Regions from separate parts of the Homo sapiens genome. Here region 1 is linked to region 2. A link is a loop called in an ENCODE intact Hi-C map of the cell type or tissue named here. Cell type or tissue: heart right ventricle. All regions are shown on one strand. Links, peaks and the distances in the headings refer to the core of each region. The heading gives the core; the rest is flanking DNA.

Evidence for each region. Peaks named below come from ENCODE experiments on the same cell type or tissue, not always from the same donor. Only the 100,000 strongest peaks of a DNase experiment are listed, where the experiment ranks them.
Region 1: it touches region 2 in a loop (2.0-fold over the local background); 7 of 110 quality-filtered maps call a loop at or near these places.

The regions. Positions count from the first base shown.
Region 1 is chr22:32,717,455-32,727,809 of GRCh38, reverse strand. All of the region lies in intron 6 of SYN3 (synapsin III), which reads left to right. Among named protein-coding and RNA genes, the nearest start is that of TIMP3, 79 kb to the left of the region's middle. In heart right ventricle, for the core only: no CTCF peak of the experiment used is centred there; DNase peaks (open chromatin) are centred at 3,999 and 6,669; H3K27ac peaks cover 1,749 bases.
Region 2 is chr22:32,770,428-32,780,782 of GRCh38, reverse strand. The region is part of intron 6 of SYN3 (synapsin III); the gene reads left to right. Among named protein-coding and RNA genes, the nearest start is that of TIMP3, 26 kb to the left of the region's middle. In heart right ventricle, for the core only: a CTCF peak has its summit at 4,580 (motif pointing left); no DNase peak of the experiment used is centred there; H3K27ac peaks cover 979 bases.

The sequences.
Region 1 (10,355 bases), core at 674-8,673, 53 kb after region 2:
GGCAAAGGACATGAACAGACACTTCTTAAAAGAAGACATACATGCAGCCAACAAACACAAAAAAGCTCAACATCACTGATCATTAGAGAAATGCAAATCCAAACTACAATGAGATGCCATCTCACGCCACTCAGAATGGCTATTACTGAAAAGTCAAAAAACAAAAGATGCTGGTGAGGTTGTGGAGAAAAGAACACTTTTACACCGTTGGTAGGAGCATAAATTAGTTCAACCATTGTGTGGCAATTCTTCAAAAACCTGGAGGCAGAAATACCATTTGACCCAGCAACCCCATTACTGGGTGTATACCCCAAGGAATATAAATCATTCTATTATAAAGATATGTGTATGCAGCACTATTCACAGTAGCAAAGCACTATTCACAATGGCAAAGGCATGGAATCAACCTAAATGCCCATCAATGGTAGACTGGATAAGGAAAATGTGGTACATATACACCATGGAATAATATGCAGCAATTAAAAGGAATGAGATCATGTCCTTTGCAGGGACATGAATGGGGCTGTAAGCCATTATCCTCAGCAAACTAATGCAGGAACAGAAAACCAAATAACGCATGTTCTCACGTATAAGTGGGGGCAGAATGATGAGAACACAAGGACACATGGGGGAAACAACACACACTGAGCCTTGCAGGAGGGTGGAGGTGGGAGGAGGGAGAGCTGCAGGAACAATAACTAATGGATGCTGGGCTTAATACCTAGGTGATGGGATGATCCATGCAGCAAACCACCATGGCCACGTATGTAAGGAAGCTGCATATCCTGCACATGTATCCCTGAACTTAAAGTAACAGTTGGGGAAAAAAAAAAAAAAACTTCATTCCAGTTTCAATGCAAGCATTGGAGGGTTCTAGACAGGGAAGGGACTGCAAATGATTCTGTCTTCTATCTGTAGAAGATCTTCTGGGTGCTTTGTTGAGAATGGGTTGTGGGATAGTAAGAATGGAGGCTGAGGAACCACTTAAGAGGCCAGTTCAGCTGAAACAAGAGTGTCACCGTTGCCCTTAAATAGTTTCTTCAGGTTTTTCCTCTAATGCCCTCCTGGCCTTTGAGGATGTAATGCAGACAAAGAGACCAGGGAAGTCCAGATCCATTTTGTCCCGTTCAAGCTTCTTTTCTCCAACCCATGTCATATCCCAGCACCCTCCCCCTTGCAAAACATGAGCTCTCATACATGAAAATGAAGGCTGATTCAGATGCACTAGGGAGTGGCAGAGATAGGAGACGAGAGCTGTTGTCATCAACAGCCAGATCACAATGCCACATTTTGTGGGCATGACACTGTAAAGCCCATATGGATATAGAGTTCGGATCCCCTCTGAGTACCCCAAAAGAATCTATACTGGGGCCGAGTGTGGTGGCTCACACCTGTAATCCCAGCACTTTGGGAGGCCAAGGCGGGCAGATCATGATGTCAGGAGATCAAGAACATCCTGGCCAACATGGTGAAACCCTGTCTCTACCAAAAATACAAAAATTAGCTGGGCGTGGTGGCGTATGCCTATAATCCCAGCTACTTGGGAAGCTGAGGCAAGAGAATCTCTTGAACCCGGGAAGCGGAGGTTGCAGTGAGCCAAGATCGTGCCACTGCACTCCAGCCTGGTGACAGAGTGAGACTTCATCTCAAAAAAAAAATAAAAATCTATACTGGATTACTAGTTATTATTATCTAGACTTTATTGAATATTTCATGGGAAATATGAAGACTAGACCTCACATGGCACACCTTACATATTCCTGTTTTCTCCAAGACCCTGTCCTAGGATAAAAAAGATGAAAAGGAGGCATGTACCAGGAAGGAGCCAGAGCAAGCAGGGCCTTGTATGTCATGCTCAGGGGAGCTTTTACGTATTTTGGGGATTATGCAAAAAATAAGACTCAAACTACACATAGCGGAGAATAGAGCTACAGTGACCAACGTCAGACTAAATATTGACTAAGCATATTTGCTTCCTGAGGCTGCTATAACAAATGACCATACACTTAGTGGCTTAAAACAACACAAATTTATGATCTTCCTGTTTGGACGTCAGAAGTCTAAACTGGGTCAGCAGGGCTGGTTCTTTCTGGAGGATCTAGGGGAGGATCTGTTTCCTGATCTTTTCCAGCTCTGGAGGCCGCCTGCATGCCTTGGCTCATGGCCCCTGCCTCAGGTCACTCTGACCTCCGCCTCAGTCATCACATCTCCTCCTCTCACTCTGACTCTTCTGCCTCCTAATTTCACGGACCCATCAGCCCACGCGTAGAATGCAAGATAATCTCTCCATCTCAAGATCGTTCACTTCATCACATCAGCAAAGTCCCTTTTGGCATGCAAAGTGATCTGTTTACTGGCTCTGGGAATTAGGACATAGGCATCTTTGGAGTGGAGGGACGGGGAATTGTTCTAAAGACTGAAAGCAAAAGTTTGTGCCAAGTTTCATAAGAAATAGTTAAATCCTGTTTTATGGCCTCAGTTGGCATTCCAGCTCTGGAGTGGGGATGACCCTGTGCATTGTGTCCCCACTCCCAGGAAACCAGGGCATGCTTTACTGGGATCATCCTCCAAAGTAGCAAAAAAAACCTGCTGTGGTGGAAAGAAACCCTTGGGCATGGGTTCTCATCTCTGCACAGAAGAGGTGTGTTGTGTTGCGTTGTGTTGTGTTGTGTTGTGTTTGTTTTGTTTTGTTTGAGACAAAGTCTCACCCTGTCACCCAGGCTGGAGTGCAATGGCGCGATCTCGGCTCACTGGAACCTCCACCTTCTAGATTCAAACGATCCTGCCTCAGTCTCCCAAGTAGCTGGGATTACAGGTGTGCACCACCACACTTGGCTAATTTTTTGTATCTTTAGTAGAGACAGGATTTCACCATGTTGGCCAGGGTGGTCTTGAACTCCTGAACTCATGATCCGCCCACCTCAGCCTCCCAAAGTGCTGGGATTACAGGCGTGAGCCACCGCGCTCGGCCCAGAAGAGGTGTTTGGCCTACTCCTCTCAGCAGCCCTCTCCTCCCTGGGGCCAGGTTTTTCAGGATGCCAGAGTCCTAATGGCATCCTTCCCTCTCTTGCGCCATTTCTAGACATGTCAAAATTTACTCTCTCTGTCCCCGACACTTGACTGATCTCTTTGTGACAATGTGGCTGTCACTTACTGGGCATTTAATACATGAAAAAAATAAAAACTTTATTGAGCTCTTACTATTTGTCAGACACTATACGAAGAGGTTCATATAGATTATCACACTGAATCCTTCCAGAAATCCTATTAGATAAGTAATGTTACTGTCCCTCATTTTATTAACAGGAAAAGGAGAAGAAGACACTGAGGCACAGAAAGGTTAGGTAACTTGCCTAAGATCACTCAGCTGGGAATAGGCAGAGTCTTTGTTGAACTCTGGTCTTCTGACCTGGAATTTATGCTCTTACAAAATTACCCTTCTGTAGTCCCAGATACATGGGAAGCTGAGGTAGGAGGCTCACTTGAGCCCAGGAGTTTGAGGCCACCCTGGGCAACATAGCAAGACCCTATCTCTAAAACAAAACAAAACAAAACAAAACAAAACAGAAAAGTACCCTATATTGGAAGAGGTGAATGGATGGAAGGCAGGAAATGCACTGACTGTTGTTAAATAGCATTGGCTTAGGTGCTAGAAAGTCTAGATTTCCTATCCTGCTTCACCACTCCTTGCTGGATGACTTGGACTAGTTTCTTCCCCTCTCTGGGCCTCAGTTTTAACAGATACAACATGAGGGGCTTGCATAGAAAGGAGCAGGTTTGCTCCGACACTAGCTTTCTGTGTGTCTAATGCTGGTAGCCTGTTGGTTACCACCCCACCTTGCTTTGACCTTTAAATATGCCCACAAGACGTGGCATTTGCTGTCACATGGCCACGTACGGTCAGCAGCACCAGGGCTAGGTTCCTGAGGCCCCCTCACGTGGCACGGCCTACAGCTCCCCTATCCCTGGGGCCTCCGGCAAGGATCCAGGCGGCAGCCGGCAGCGGCAAGCATGTGCTGTTTCTGTGGTTTCTACTTAGAACAGTTTCCTGTTTCAACCTGCCAGTTCCTTAAAAGCATTAGCTTGAGGTTTTGCCGAATGACTCCGCTCTATTTTCATAAAGGGGTGGAGGGGCTCCTCCTGGGAGCCGAGCCCAGAGCTGAAATTCCACATGAATTAAGGGTATATCGAGCTTGGAAGTTCATCTCCTGAAAATAGTCTGGCTTGGGGTGACTTTCAGAGAATAGGGAGAGTTCCTCCACCAGCCAGATTCTTGGGCCCAACTTGTCTAAGAGGCTGCCTCCATTCCCTTATCTGGGCCTCAGTTTCTCCATATCTTACATGAGAGGGCTGGATCTTCTCTCCAGATTCTAGGCAGTCCCCACGTCTCTGTTTAGTGTATATGAAAGTAATGAGCACAGTAGTAGCCAACACATGTATAGCCCTTCCTGCACTGTTCTAAGCACTTTATAAATGTTGATCCTCTGAAGTGAACACTCTTCCTGTCCCCATTTTATAGATGGGAAACAGAAGCAAGTGATGTTGACTAATTTGCCCATGCTCACGTTACCTTCAAGTGGTCAAGTCAGGAGTTGAACCCTGGTGATCTGGCTCCAGAGCCCTTGCTGCTGGCTCTCTCAAAATAAGACCTTTCTGGCGGCAGATGGCTTACTATTGAGCAGGGCGCAGTAGGTGTGATCTCAGAGGGCTCAGGTTTGAGTCTTGGATTCATCATCTGCGTGACCTTGGGAAAGTCACTCAATTCTTTGGAACCTCCATTTTCTCATCAATGAAATGGAGCTAGTTGAACCCATGTTGTTGATCTGCCATAGTGTGTAGGCAATTTGAGGTGAAGATTATTTATGAAGAAGCTCGGGACCAAGACAAGCAGTCTCGTAACATAGGCTTTTATTATTATTCCCATATTTCACATCTCCTACTCCCGCCCTCGGTTCTGGGGTTATTAGCTAGATCTGCTTTTACTAGGGAGGGACTCCAGAAGGAAGGTCCAACTGGAATGCTGACAGCTCCAAAGCCACCTTCCTAGCCTAGAGATAGGGTTTGGGGGACTGGCAGTGACTTCTTAGCAGCCTTGAGTCAGCTGTCCAGAGTGGATGGCCCTGTGAGAGCCAACACTTCCTCCCCACCCCTGTGAGGCATCTGGGTACGGGTGGAGCCCCGTGGGAAACTGGCCTCGGCCACCAATTCCAGACTTCTATCCGCCTGACTCCTTGGCACTGTCCGAGTAAGAGACATCTCCAATTTAATCCACCCAAACAGAACTCTTGATTTCCCCCTTGAAATCTACTCTTCCCTTGGTCTTCTCTATCTCAGTGAGGGGCATGACCCAGGTTGCTCAACCTAAAACCCTCCATTCACCTTTTTTCCTTCACAGCCTGTATCCGAGCCATGTGCAAATTATGTGGACTCTTTGATTCGATCTCCAAATTTTTTCCCGACTCTGCTGTCTTTTCTCCACCTTGGTACACCATCAAGGGTCAAGGGAGAGGTGCTGGTAGCCACCATCGTTGTTTATTTAGTCTACTTAGGCAACCCCAACTCACCACCCTGTGGGTACGTTGTCCCCTGCCTCCCCTTGACACAACCAAAGGCATCTGCTTGGGAAAATACTTCATCAACTCCCTGCTTAAAACCCTCTATGGCTTCCAAATGGACAAAGACTAAGCTCTTTACATGGTCTCCAGACCCTTCGAGATGCATTGAACCGTCTGGCCTCATCTTCCACCGCTCTTCCTCTCGCTCATTTGCTCCTGCCATGCTGGTCTCTCTGCTTCTTAAGCAAGTTAAACAAGCTCCTTCCTACCACAGGACTGTGTAGCACCAGCCACTTCCCTGCCTGCAAGGCTTTACCCTCAGATGTTCCTGGAGCCAGCATTTTGTCATCAGTCAGGTTCCAGTTCAAATGTCCCCTTCTCAGAAAGCCTTCCCTGACCACCCCATCTAAAGCATTCCCTGCTCCCACTCACTCTTCTCAACACTTCTGTTGTTTTCTCAGACGATTTATCATCTGACATTGTCATGTTTACTTAATTGTTCAGTTGTTTACCATCTGCCCCCTTCACTAGAATGATAATGAAGGCTGAGAAAAGTGCATGTTTTCACAGCTATATTTACACTGTACCACCAGTGGGAGCTGGGGGGAATCTGGCACATAAAAAGCACTCAATAAATAGTTGTAAAATGAATTCAAAAGTGTGCTATGTCCTGGAACAAGTTAACTCTCTGGGCTTCAATTTGCCCATTGATAAAATAAAGGAGAATGAAATGGGTTGTATCAAAGGATTCTCTTTGTTCTCACATTTTCTGGATCTCTGGATCCACAAGTTGCCCTTGGGATGGATGGATGGATGGATGGATGGATGATTTCTGGGGGTTTTATTGAAGACACCTGGGACAGAGGAGTTATCAGGAGCAAGATGGAGGCAGGGAAAGGGGGCAAATAACTCCAGTCAGAATGTGCTTCTTTTACCCCAAGTGAGAGAGAGGCATGATCCCCTCTTTCCTCTGTGCCCACCCCATGGACCACCTTTACCCATGGCTGCACCAGGGGAGGTGGCAGCAGCAGCTGCCTGCCCACCACCGGGAGCTCCACCCAGGAGATAAAAGGAGCCGAAGGAATGTGCTGGCAAAGCTGACGTCCCTGTCTTCTCAAGGGTGTAAATGGGTTTCCTGCTCCCACAGGTTCAAAGAGCACTTCATTTCACAGCAAAAGTACAGCTAATGAGAAACAGATTGTCTGGCTCCAGCTGCAGCTCTGAGAGCCCAGGAGGCAAAGGAAAGCCCCCAAGAACCTGGATGTGAACGTGTGTACTAAGGGACTGTTTCCTCCCCTTTCTCTGGGGCCACAGAGCTATTTCAACGGCAGGGGAAGGAGTTGCAGAGAGGTGGGGGTAGAGGCAAGAGCAATGTCCCCACTGGCAGTTAAGAGGAGCCCTTGGGAGAGGGCTTCTGAGCTCTGGGTCTTCCAATCATGCTGAGTTCTTTTTAGGCCTGGGCGCCAAGTCAGGCAATGCCTAATAATAATAACAACAGTTTCCTTGTACTGAGAGCTGCCAAAGTGCCACCTGTGGGGTGGGAAGGCCACGGGCTTTGAGGCCACAAGGCCGGGTTTATGGACTCTGGTCCTCAGTTTCCTCCAGCCAGTTAGCACAGTGGTGGTGATCAGTGAGAATCCCAACACTGCTATTCACTGGGCAGTGAAAATAACACTATTTGGAGGTCCTGAGGACCTAGGTTCTAGCCTTGGTTCAGCCAAGTGTGATTCGGGGCAAGGCAGGCTGAGGCAATGGGCCTTGGATAGCAAAAAGGACTTACCTTAAAATTTTGATACTTCTCACATGGGCAAGTCACTTGGGCATTTCTGAGCATCTGTTTCCTCCACCGTAACCAGCACCAATAACATCAACCTCATGGCATGTAATGAGGGTCAAATGAGAAGAGACACATAAACTGCTAGCCCTGGGTAGGTGTTTGAGGTTGGGGTTGGAGCCCAAAGGCCTTAGACGCAACAGAGCAATCTGTGACCAAACCAGAAGACAAACCCAGGTTGGACTCACACTCAAACAATACAATAAAAGGTAACCAATAGTAGAGTGGGTACAATATCCCATGCTCTGTGCTGTAGATCTTAGTGTATCCTCACAAAAAGCACATGGGGCCGGTACTACCATTGCCCTTAAATAGCTGAAACCAGGGCTTAAACTGAAAAGACTAGATTCCAGAGTGTGTGCTAAGTTACTAGGCTATTCTTCAAAGTTTGTAGCTTCTCCTCTCTGCTCTGGGTATCTACCTGCTTCCTGGGATCCAATTGTCAGCAGACTCAAAGTGCCCAAATTGGGTAGCCAGCTGTCCCCTTGTCCCCCCTTCCCCTCCAGGGTGTTAGAAAGACTATTTCCCTCATTCAATAAATATTTCTTTTCTTCTCTCTCTCTCTTTTTTTGTTTTTTTCTGAGACAGTCTTGCTCTGTCACCCAGTGCAGTGGCTGCAGTCATAGCTCACTATAACCTCAAACTCCTAGGCTAAAGCCATCCTCCCACCTCAGCCTCCCGAGTAGCTGGGACTACAGGAACATGCCACCACACCTGGCTTTGTTTCTTTTTTGTTTTTTTGGAGAGATGGTGTCTCACTGTGTTGCTCAGACTGGCCTTGAACTCTTGGCCTCAAGTGATCCTTCCACCTTGGCCTCCCAAAGTGCTGGGATTACAAGTGTGAGCCACCATGCCCAGCCTCAGTAAGTGTTAGAGTGTTCATTTCTTGAACATTTACTATATGCTGGGCATTTGGATGCAACGGTGAACAGAACAGCCACACACAAAACAATCCCTATCTTCATGGAACTTATATTCTGGTGGAGTGGTGGGGAAAATGAACAAATGGACAAATGAGATTTTAAACACCAAATCACAGTTTCACCAGTATTCGTTTATCAAAGGTTGTAAGATACTTATCTGTGGGCTCCAAAAGAGTTTGGTTCTTGCATTCTTCCTTATAATATTTAATACTAACTGTATGCTAGGAATTATGCCAGGAACTGAGACGCAAAAGATGAATAACACATGTACCTTACCGTTGGTGAAGTCCTATTCTAGGAGAGAAATAGACATATTGAGTAATTTTAGTATGTGGTGCTAAGAACTGTTTTAGAGGATCCCCTCCTCCCCAGGACCTCAAAGAGGGGATGAGGGAAGAACCAGGAAAAGCCTGAGGAAGGCTTCATAGAGAAGGTGATGTCTGAGCTGGTCCTTGGAAGATGAGGCTGATCTGTCGACCAGATAAAAATGGAAGTCAAGACTTCCTGGAATAAGAAGTGGACATAAAAGCAAGAATATGCATAGCATGTTTGGGAACAGAGAGTAGTCATTCTTATGTGGGTAAAGAATAAGTTGGATGTAGAGGAGAAATGGGACAGGAGAGTATAATATTAAAAGGAACGCTGGGTGCCGGTAGGTAAGTCATGTGGAGTTGTGGGAGACCTGTAAGGGTGTGATCAGTCACACATGTATTTTATCTTTCTGTCTTCCTGTTCATTGATCCTGTCTTCATTTGTGTCTAAAGTTATGTTAAACCTATCTCTTGGACACTTAAAATGAGTTATTTCATTATTCAGTTCTGGAATTTCTGGTTGATTTTTTTTTTTTGGTCAGTTTCACTTCTATGTGGAAATTTTCCATCTTTTTCATTTATTTCCTTGAACATATAAATCAATTGTTACAGTCTATGGCTAAGAATGCCAATATATGGATTGCCTTTTCTACATTTTCTTTTTTCTTTTTTTTTTTTTTCAGTCCTTGAAAAAAGGACTATGAGACAGTACTTGTCTCATAGCATGCTTGGCTGCTTCCAGGTCAGGGGCACACCTCGGGTCCTACCAGTGACCACCCCTTGCTCAAAGAAGCAGTTTGGAGTCTTTCCCTTGGCAGAGCATTGAGGTCAGAGAAGTGTTCCTTTAAAGCACACAGTGGACATAGCAGAGATCATGGTGGACTTGGTGGAGCAGAATCTGGGGTGATTCTGATGGAGAGGGCAAGGCAGCAGGGAGGGCCCTAGAAGGGGATGTGGGAGAATATGGGAAGCAAGGCCGTAAGCTCCCCAGCCTGGGCCCCTCCATAGTAACTGCCTACTCGCCAGACTGGGAGTAGCACAGCACCAATCAATCTCCACCCCACCCTGCTCCAGCTGGGAAAGACATCCTGGCTGTGTAAACTAACCTTATGAGTCTTATTCCAAGAAGGCCAAGGAATTCGACAGGAAACAACACAAGCTAGTCGCCTTAAATCTCTGTCTGGGCTTGACGTGATTGGATCTGAAATAGCTACAGAGAGCCTCATTCTTAAACCTGTTGAACCCACATGGATACATGCATGCTTGCGTGCACAAACAGAAAGGTTTAAGATGAGGCCGCCACGGGGTGAGGCCATACCAGGCCTCCATGCAGAAACTGAGACCAAAGCTCCCATTTCAAGTCAGATCCGCAGTGGAAGGCGTTTGACAGGCCTTGTCAGTCAGACTCCAGCAGTCTGACTCCACAGCCAAGAATCCTTCACCTCTCTCCACACTCTTCAGCTTGACCACTCTTGAGAGCTGGATTCAGCTCAGCAATGGCTGTTCTCAAGTGCAGAGTGAGCCATCTCTGCCAAGAGCTTGTCTTGCCAGCCGCTTCCTGGCCCCAGCCCTCAGCTTGCCCAAGTCTGACATCACCCATAACCCCCACCACCACCCCCAGAATAAAGAGCCACCTCAGAGGCTGAGACTGCCAGACCTGGTCCCCCACTCCTTCCTGGACATGTCTGGCTGACAACTCAGAGAAGCAGCATCCATTCCAGCCACATGCACA
Region 2 (10,355 bases), core at 812-8,811:
GGTTAATATTATTATTACCTCCATTTTAAGGATAAAGAAACTAAGGCACAGGAAGTTCAGTAGATTGTCCAAGGTCATGCAGCTGGTAAGTCAGGGAGCCAGGATTCCAACCATGCAGTGTTATTTCAGTGCCCAGGCTCTGAGCCAGTGACGAAAACAGCAAATATTTGAGGTCAAGGTGTAATCCCTCCCATATGCAAGGCACCTGGTGAATTACAAAGCTCTTTGTGGAAAGGCTTCCAAGGGTGGAGATGGGGGCAGAAATTTCCAGGGTCCTCAGCCAGAGATTCTCTGATAACACAGGTAGAAAATACCAAGGGCTGCAGAGATGCGAAAAGGAAACCAGAGCGGCCAACAGCGCACTGCACAGAGGCCCTCTGGTTTTAGAGTCAACTCAGGTGCTGCTCTGTCTCCATCTCCTACAGCAGTTGTCCGATCACCTGTAATTTTAGCCCCCAGAACAACACTCCTGAGACACTTCTCTCATTCACCTCCCGGCACCCCCCAGGGCCAGCTTCAGCCCGTGAAATTCCAGCACAGTTCAGCAAAGCACAGACCAGACATGGCGTCCCACACCAGTGAGCTGGCAGCTGCTTCCTTTGTAACCAGACAGGTACACAAAGAAAAGCAGAGATCAGGGCAGAAGGCTTCGGGCTCAGTCAGGGCAGGCCATTTCTGTTTTTTTTCTCTTTTTTTCTCTCTCTTTTTTTTTTTGAGACAGAATCTCACTCTGTCACCCAGGCTGGAGTGCAGTGGCGCAATCTCAGCTCACTGCAATCTTTAGGGCAGGCCATTTCTCTGTGGGCCTTGGCAAGGCCTGGAGGCAGATGCAGAGGTTTGCACCGCCTCACCATAAAAGGGAGCGCTTTGTTCCTGCTCCCCTGCTGTGTTTGGCTTTTCTGCCCAGGTTATCCCAGGGCAGAATGGAGGTTCGAGTACTTGCCCAACCTGGACCCTTGATGGTACTAAAGCGTGGAGGAGTCGCTAGCAAGGACATCACGGTAGTAACCTGCAAAGTACGTAAGGTCCTGTTTTTCCTATTCATGCATCCCCTGGGGAGACTGGGCATTTGGGAGAAAAGCACAGCTTGGGTTTGATTCCCAGCTCTGCAACTAGCCAGCTGAGTGCCCCTGGGTAAGTCATTACACTGCTCAGAGCCAAGGTTTCCTCTCTTGTAAAGTGGGAATAATAATGCCCGCTTCGGAGAGTTGCAGCGAAGATTAAATGAGACAATCTGGTTTGTGGAAGAAACTTAATGAGGGGTGACTAGTGATGTCTCTTGTATGGTTGCTTCATAGATTTGTTTGTTTGTTTTTGTTTTTCGAGACAGAATCTCACGCTGTTGCCCAGGCTGGAGTGCAGTGGCGCCATCTCGGCTCACTGCAACCTCCGCCTCCCAGGTTCAAGTGATTGTCCTGCCTCAGCCTCCTGAGTAGCTGGGACTGCAGGCGTGTACCATCATGCCCGGCTAATTTGTGTATTTTTAGTAGAGATGGGTTTTTGCCATGTTGTCCAGGCTGGTCTCAAACTCCTGACCTCAAGTGATCCACCCACCTCGGCCTCCCAAAGTGCTGAGATTACAGGCGTGAGCCACCATGCCCGGCTGGTTGCTTCATATTTTAAATCCATCATTCACCATTCCTATCAATCCTCTGTGGCCACACATCACATTTTACATTCATTTGGATTTACATTACATTTTACATTCATTTGGATGATTATTTGATTAATGTCAGCCTTCCTCACTAGTAGTATGAAGGTAGGGACTATGTCTGTCTTGAGCCATCGTTCTAACCCCAGTGCCTAAGGCAAGCTGGGCACGTAAGAGGTGCTCAATAAATATTTATGGAATAAATTAATAAAGGAAATGAGAAGTACCCAATACAATGGTATATTCATTTATTTGGAGCAAAGTGTTACAAATCAGTTTTTATTATTGATAGTAAAAGTCCTGGAGTTTGTGTGTTGCTTTCTTATTAAGAAACAAATTAAGGTATGTTGAAGGTTGTCTTCAAAATAATGTCATCCTCTTTTGCTTGCATTTTGACGCACTTTCTTCGGTGACGCTGCAGTTAAATGCAAGTCCTAGGGATTCCGCTTCACTCAGCGTAAACCCTGATACTGGCTCCCATGGGAATATCATCCGTCATTGTGTTGTGATGGAAACAGGAGATTAAAAAAATGCAGTCTTGGCCGGGTGCGGTGGCTCACATCTGTAATCCCAGCACTTTGGGAGGCCAAGGTGTGTGGATCACAAGGTCAGGAGTTCGAGACCAGCCTGGCTAACATGGTGAAACTCCATCTCTACTAAAAAAAAAATACAAAAATTAGCTGGACATGGTGGCGTGTGCCTGTGATCCCAGCTACTTGGGAGGCTTAGGCAGGAGAATTGCTTGAACTCGGAAGTCGGAGGTTGTGGTGAGCCAAGATCGTGCCTCTGCACTCCAGCCTGGTGACAGGGTGAGATTCTGTCTCAAAAAAAAAAATGCAGTCTTACATCACAGAACACCTTTTCCTGTAGCTAGGAAATGAGGCATGAGAATAGCCTTGTCTCCCACTTAGAGGGCATGAAAACTGAGAAGTTAATGTTTCTGAGATCCTTGAGTGAAAGGCACAGACTTATCTGCTTCCTGCCATAGAATGTCCTGCCTTGAGATGTTGTTTATCAAACCATTAATCCTAATGTGTCTTCACCAGCCAGCACTTGATAGGATAAAAGCATTGTCCTCTTGGAGTGGCAGCTGGCAGACTCTATTCTAACACGTAGGGGCCTCCTTAGCAATAATGTAGTGTTTCTCACTGGAAGCCTCACATACCTCTGAGACGCAGGATGGTTTTAGGTGGCATCCCAGGAATTCTTTCTTTAATAGTTAAACTTTTTAGTACAACATGTAGTCAGAAAAAACTAGCCAATTAAATCCATGAATTCATGGATATTATTGCTTAGGGTGAACCCAAAGCTAGCATTTAAGTAAGACAAAAAAAAGAGTTAATTCAAAGAAAATACTAAGTAAATATGAAGAGTAAACTATAACAAGAAAATGACAAAAATCATAAGCAAGAAAAGCTAATATGTGAGTTTCAGAAATGCTGCTATTATTTATTTTCTTGCCTCTCTCCCTGTAAATCTGAGGGTTCTTTGGGGATATTCTTTATATCCCAGTGTCTAGCACGGTACCCGACACACAGGAGCTCAGGAAGCTCAGTGAATGAGGGATGGATGGATGCAAAAATGATGAACTGATGATAGAATGTTTAGATAGACTTGGCATCTGGGGCTCTGACAGATCCACTGAAGTAAAGTCCCTACCAACATACTGGGGACAATATTGCACCGAGTCAGGACTTTTCTTCCTAAACAGGTTTCTGTGTGATAATAATTGGATTAAAAAAAAAGAAGGAGCAGGCTGGCTCCAGGCCATGAAATGAAATCTAATGTGCCCATATGCCAGTTTCCCCTTTTTAGGATTCTCCCAACCAGAAAGAATTTCTAGCTGCCTGAGATGAATGGGGAGCTGGGAATACCGAGACCCACAGCTGGGACACGAAGGATGCTTTCGATAGAATATACTAGCTGTGTGGTCTTCGATGGGTCACTAAATGTTCCTGCCTGTCTCCTTCTCTGTGGAATGAAGGAGTCATTACAGCTAAAGAAATTATGTGATTCTGGGAGGAACTGGTTCTGAATTTGAAAGCCACGGAGAAGGGCAGGTCGGGAGGAGGTGCTGATGAGCTGGTACAAGGCTGGATTCAGGCTTGAAGAACTCACGTGACATCTAGTGATCATGCTGTGAGGTCAGCATTGTGGTTCTGGGTGGTAACATCTGTGAGTTCACCCACGGGCACTTCGAGGCTTAGAAACTTTCCTGTGTGTGCTCAAGGGATAGGGGGCGGCTCCTGCTGCTGGTGTCCCCACCTATCTCAGTGATGACCAGGGTAGCCTTGCCATGGCCAGCTAGGTAAGCAGGTTTGCTTCCACTTTGAATTCTTATGCCTTCTCCGTGCACTGCACTTTACAGTTTACAAAATGCTTTTCATGCCCTCTGTCCCATCTGATCCTCATAGGATCCCAGAATAAGCCACTTAGGGTAGTGCAGAGGGAGCATGGTAAGCCATTGCTCAAGGCTGCGTGACTGGCTCAGGAAACAGAGCATCCATTCTGGTGCAAAGAGCTCGCCTCAAGGTGGCCTAAGGCAGCAACTTGGAGCCAGACCCTTCATTCAAAGCCTGGCACAGGTGCCCGCTGTGTGACCTTAGGCAAGCTACATCACTTCTCTGGGTGGCAATTCTTAATCTGTAAAATGGGATGTTGACAGTATCTGCCTCCTAGTGCTGTTGTGAATATTGAATGAACACTACCTGGCACCTGGTAAGGCATGACTATCTTATTGCCTCATGGGTGACTCTGAGGATTTATCGAGATAATGGGTGTGTGTTTCTTTCCTTGGGCTGCCATAACAAAGTACCATTCACCAAGTGACTTAAAATGACAGAAATTTATTCCCTCACATTTCTGGAGGCCAGAAGTCCCAAACTGGTCTCAATGGGCTGAAAAAAAAAGGGTGTCGCCAGGGTTGTGCTCCCTCTAGAGGCTCTAGGGGAGATCCTTTCCTGTTTCTGATGACTGTCCAAGTTCCTTGGCTTGTGGACACAAAGCTCTGACCTCTGCTGCCATCTGCCTGGCCTCGTCCTCTGTGAGGGCACCAGATCTCTCTCTCTGCGGGCACCAGATCTCTCTCTGCCTGCCTCGTATAAGGATACACGTGATCGTATTTAGGGCCCACCTGGGTGATCTAGGATAATCTCCTGATCTCTAGGTCCTTCATTTAATCACATAAGCAAACCTCTACCCCCTACAGCCCCCTGCCACTTCCTTTTTCTTGGCCACAGGAGGTAACATTCACAGGTTTCAGGAATTAGGCATGAATATCTTTTGGAAGGCCATTTTTCAGCTGACAACAGATACTAAGCCCTTAGTAGGTACTTAGAAACAGTAGCTATGATTGTTAATCATCCTGTTTTACATAAAGGGAAACTGAGGCTCTGAGAGGTGGAGAGGGATTATCTCAAAGGGCCAGGAAGTGGCAGAATGTAGCCTTGGCAGCAGAACTCCTGATCTCAAGGACTTATGGCTATACTACCATGATACCTTGAGGTTGGTGGGTTGTTTGAGTGTTGCCAAGTTTGTATGACTGGGGCCACCCTTCTGGGTTGTGCAGACTGGAGGATGCATTAGGCTAAGGATACATGTGTCCTCTACTGCAATGCAAAGGAGAAGGGGTACTTTTGCCTCAGTCACCCTCCTCGTCGACAGTTATCTGCTATGGGAAGTGGGAACAGGGAGGACCAGGTCACCACTCTCTTGGCATTCCACAGGTGTTTGTGGCTCAGATGCTGCTAAGGACTGAATTATGTCCCCCCAAAATTCATGTTGAAGCCTCAACCTCCAGTGCAGCTGTATTTAGTGATAGGGCCTGTAAGGAGGTAGTTAGATTAGACAAGGTCAGAAGGGTGGGACCCTGATCTCATAGGATTAGTGTCCTTATAAGAAGAAACTCTAGAGAACTTGCTCCCTAGTCCACCTCTCCACACTCCTGCATGCACACCAAGGAAAGGCTACATGAGGACACAGTGAGAAGGTGGCTGTCTACAAGCCAGCAAGAGAGCCCTCACCAGCCAGAGCCTTGATCTTGGACATCCAGCCTCCAGAACTATGAGAAAATAAAATCTGCTGCTAAGTTTATGGCTGTCCAAGCAGGCTGAGACAGATAGGTCAGAGGAGGAAGCTGGGGGCCTTCTTCAGGATTGGCATTTGTCTTATCTGCCTCAGCTCCACGGAGGCCCTCAGCATTTGTTGAATGAGTGGAATGGGTAACCAGACAAGACCCCTGTTCAGTTTCTAAACACTCTGCTCATTTAAAAGTGCAAAGCTGGGAGGCCGAGGCGGGTGGATCACCTGAGGTCAGGAGAAGACCAGCCTGACCAACATGGAGAAACCCCATCTCTACTAAAAGTACAAAATTAGCCAGGTGTGGTGGCACATGCCTGTAATCCCAGCTACTCGGGAGGCTGAGGCGGGAGAATCACTTGAACCCCGGAGGCGGAGCTTGCGGTGAGCTGAGATCGTGCGCCATTGCACTCCAGCCTGGGCAAGAAAACTCCATATCGGGAAAAGAAAAAAAAAAAGTGCAATGCTTAAAACAGAGGAGAGGGTGAGCCTTATTTGAGGCTCCTGAAAACTCTTGCCTGTGGTGTTCCAACAGCACCCTACCCAGTCTTCTTGCCTCCAGAGTGTGGACAGGGCTTCATCTCTGTGAAGACTCGAGGGGAGGAGGGTCCTTCCTTATCTCTTCCAGTTTCTGGTGGTTGCTAGCAATCCTGGGCATTCCCAGTTTTAACCTCTACCTCCATCATCACACGGCATTCTCTGTGTGTCTGTGTCCAAATTTCCTCTTCTTATGAGGACACCAGTCATTGGATTAAAGCCCGCCCTAATCCACTGACTTCATTCTAACTTGATTACATTTGCAAAGACCCTATTTCCAAATAAGGTCACATTTACAGGGACCAAGGGTGAGGGATTGAGCATATCTTTTTGGAGGTTACATTTTTCAATTCATAACAAACCCTCATGGTTTTTCTTGTCCCCAGGATCAATCCAAGATCCGTTCATGGCTATCCCATCAAGACCCTCCCTTCCTCTCCCTCCAAGCCCATCTCACTCTTTTCTTTCCTGTCCTTGGGACCAGCACACACTGGAACTTCTTGCTCCTCAGACACATTCTGCTTCCCCGGATCTCCCTTCCTTTGCTTCTACCAGCCCTCCTACTGGCAGTTCCGTTCCAAACCTTGTCCACTTCTGACTCCAGCTCATCTTGCAAGACTCACTTTGGATATCAGTTCTCCCTGCAGCCCTTCCTCACTCTCCCTCCTTCCTCTTCAGATAGAAGCAACCTTTCCTCCCCCATAGTACCCTCTACCTAATTCAGTTGCAGGCCCTGTAATACTTCACTGCATCAGTGTGTCTGTCTCCCTCACTTGACCATGATCCTCTTATGAACAGACACTGTCCTCAAGGCCCAGCCCAGAGCCCAGCATACAATAGACCAGTGGGTGCAAATTGGAGGCTCAAGGGCTAGATATGGCTGAACAGATGTGTTTTTCTTCAGTCTGCATGACATCAACCAGAATTGAAGATAGCTACCAACAATTACATCCAGAAAATTTCTCATAAAAATCTGTAATTCCCACCTCTTTTGAGAAAGAGGAGGATCTGGCCGTCTCAGATCTTTGTCCCCAGCCAGCAAGAACCTACTGAAGCTGAATCACTACTGTCACTGTTGCGTTCTTTTTTTTTTTTTTTTTTTTTTTTTTTTGAGACAGAGTCTGGCTCCGTTGCCCAGACTGGAGTGCAGTGGCACAATCTCGGCTCACTGCAACCTCCGCCTCCAGGGTTCAAGCAATTCTCCTGCCTCAGCCTCCCAAGTAGTTGGGACTACAGGCTCATGCCACCATGGCCGGCTAATTGTTGTATTTTAGTAGAGACAGGGTTTTCACTGTGTTGCCCAGGCTGGTCTTGAACTCCTAAGCTCAGGCAATCTGCCCACCTCAGCCTCCCAAAGTGCTAGGATTACCCATGAGCCACCACGCCCGACACTGTTCCATTCTTTGGACAGGGCCTTTGCTCCCCAGTTGTATTGGGACACAACCATGCCTATTCATTTGTTCCTTGTCTATGGCTGCTTCTACATGGCAACATCAGAGTTGAGTAGTTGCGAGGGAGATCATACAGCCCCAGATATTTACTATCTAGCTTGCACTAGTTTCTTGTGGCTGCTGTAACAAACTACTACAGAATTGGAAACCCCAAACCAGCTAGATTTTTTGTCTCGCAGTTATGGAGGCCAGATGTCCGAAGTCAGTTCTACTGGGCTGACATCAAGATGTTGGCAGGGCATCCTCCCTTCAGTGGCCTGAGGAGAGAGTCCCTCTCTTGCCTCTTCCAGTTTCTCCTGGCTGCAAGTATTCCCGGACTTGCAGCCACATCATTCCAACCTCTGGCCTCATGGTCTCCTACACTAATCATTTTTTGTCTTAAGTCTCCCTCTGCCTCTTCTGCCCAAATGTGAGCATTTGGGGCTCACCCAGATGATTCTGGATAATCTCCTCATCTCAAAATTCTTAACATAATCACATCTGTAAAGGCTCTTTTTCCAAATAAGTTAACATTTATGGGCTTTAGGGGTGAGGATATCATTGGTGGAGGGAGGCGGATCATTTTTCAGCCTATCTCATGTCCCTATACAAAAAAGCTTTGCTGACCCTTGTTCTGGAAGGACAAGGAAGCTTGCCCGAGATGGGACAGCTCCTACCTCTGATTCTGCCCTTCTGGAAGCCCCAGGCTCACTCCACATCTGTATCTGGGGTCACACCAGGGTTCTCCATTTTGTTAGATACTCCCTAGGGCTGCCTTGATCTCCCTCATACCTGCCTCCCTCCTCTTGAAAAAAAAAAAAAAGAAAAGAAAAAGAAAGAAGAAGAACAAAACAACACCAACATCTGCAGCATTTCTTGACCTTCTGGTCCTGCTTTTCTCCCCCCCTGTGGCCCAGCACTATCCTCAGGGACAGAAAGAATGAGGGAAGTTTCTAGCAGAAAAGGTCTATTTTCCAATGTAGGATCCTTTCTTCCAGGCTTAATGGCTTTTTCAGATGTCCTAGGAGGGTTTTGCCCCATCCTCTCTGGGCTAAAACTGCTCTCCAGACAGCCTAGTGCAGCCTCATGCACACAACCACCCTTCCCACATTAAACGGCTGTGCTCCCCAACCCTCAAACAAACCTGCTTCCAAGCAGCAGCTGCCTAAGAAATGTACTCCCTCTCCCCTTTCTAATTTTGACCGTTGGAAGAGAGATCTAGATTCGTTTCTGAGTGTCTTCCTTGGCCAGTAAAACTGTAGCACAAATGTCATGAATGACCATTTGCTTTGGGAATGAATGAATACCACAGAGACTCACGGGTAATCTCCATGTGCAGTGTGCATTGTTTAATATAGTCCCCAAGCTTGAAAATGAATAATGGGCATTGTTCATCTTTTGTAGGGTATTTGAAATGGCCAGTCATGTACACCGAATATGATGTAGATGTATTTGGGCATCAGTGTGTCCTGTGACCCTCCCCTGTGAGGGAGGCAGGCAGATATTATCTCCATTTTAAAGAAGGAAAATTGAGGCTCAGAAAGATCAAGTAACTGGCCTAATGTCAGACAGCTAGTAGATGCAGACCTGGTCCTGGTGCCCATTCTTCACCAAGTGTTGTTTCCACCAGCCTGGGCAGGGGCCACTGTGCTGTGTTACAGATGCAGTGCACAGGGGCCCAAAGAGCCTGGCAGGGAGGTTAGGGGTGGCTTCTGGTCACCAACTCTGTGGTTGAACCTTTTTCCTCCGGTACTCAACTTTCAGAATTTTAACATCTCCATGGTGGACAACTTCAGAGGGCAAGGCTGGTTATATACCATGGAATACTATGCAGCCATAAAAAAGAATGAGTTCATGTCCTTTGCAGGGACATGGATGAAGCTGGAAACCATCCTTCTCAGCAAACTAACACAGGAACAGAAAACCAAACACTACATGTTGTCACCCACAAGTGGGAGTTGAACAATGAGAACACATGGACACAGGGAGGGGAACATCACACACCAGGGCCTGTTGGGGGGTGAGGGGCAAGGGGAGGGAGAGCATTAGGAAAAACACCTAATGCATGTGGGGCTTAAAACCTAGATGATGGGTTGATGGGTGCAGCAAACCACCATGGCACATGTATACCTCTGTAACGAACCTGCACGTTCTGCACAGGTATCCCAGAACTTAAAGTAAAATAAATAAATAATAATAATAACTGAACACATATGTGTTAATTGAACACATATGTGCCAGGCACTCTTCCGTGTGCTACATATCGAGTAATCCATTTAATCCTCCCAGCATCCTTATAGAATGGGTGCTCTTGCTATAGTTACCTTACAGAGGAGAAAACAGAGACACAGAACTGTTAAGAGCCTTGACTCAGGGCCTTACACCTATTAATTGGGGAATATGGAATGTCAGGAACCATGTAGTTGCTGTATTATATGATGGGTAAGGAGGGTCTCTCCAACGAAGCAGAGACATGAACAAGGACAGAGACAGAGAGAGCCATGTGGGTTTCTGGGAGAAGAGGTTTTAGAACAAGGGAACATCAAGTGCAAAGGCCCCGAGGTGGTAGCAAACTCGGGGTGTTCTAGGAGCAGCACGAGGAGCAGAGAGAGTGACGAGGAGAGGCAGAAGATGAGGGTAGAGATGTTATGGGGATAGGG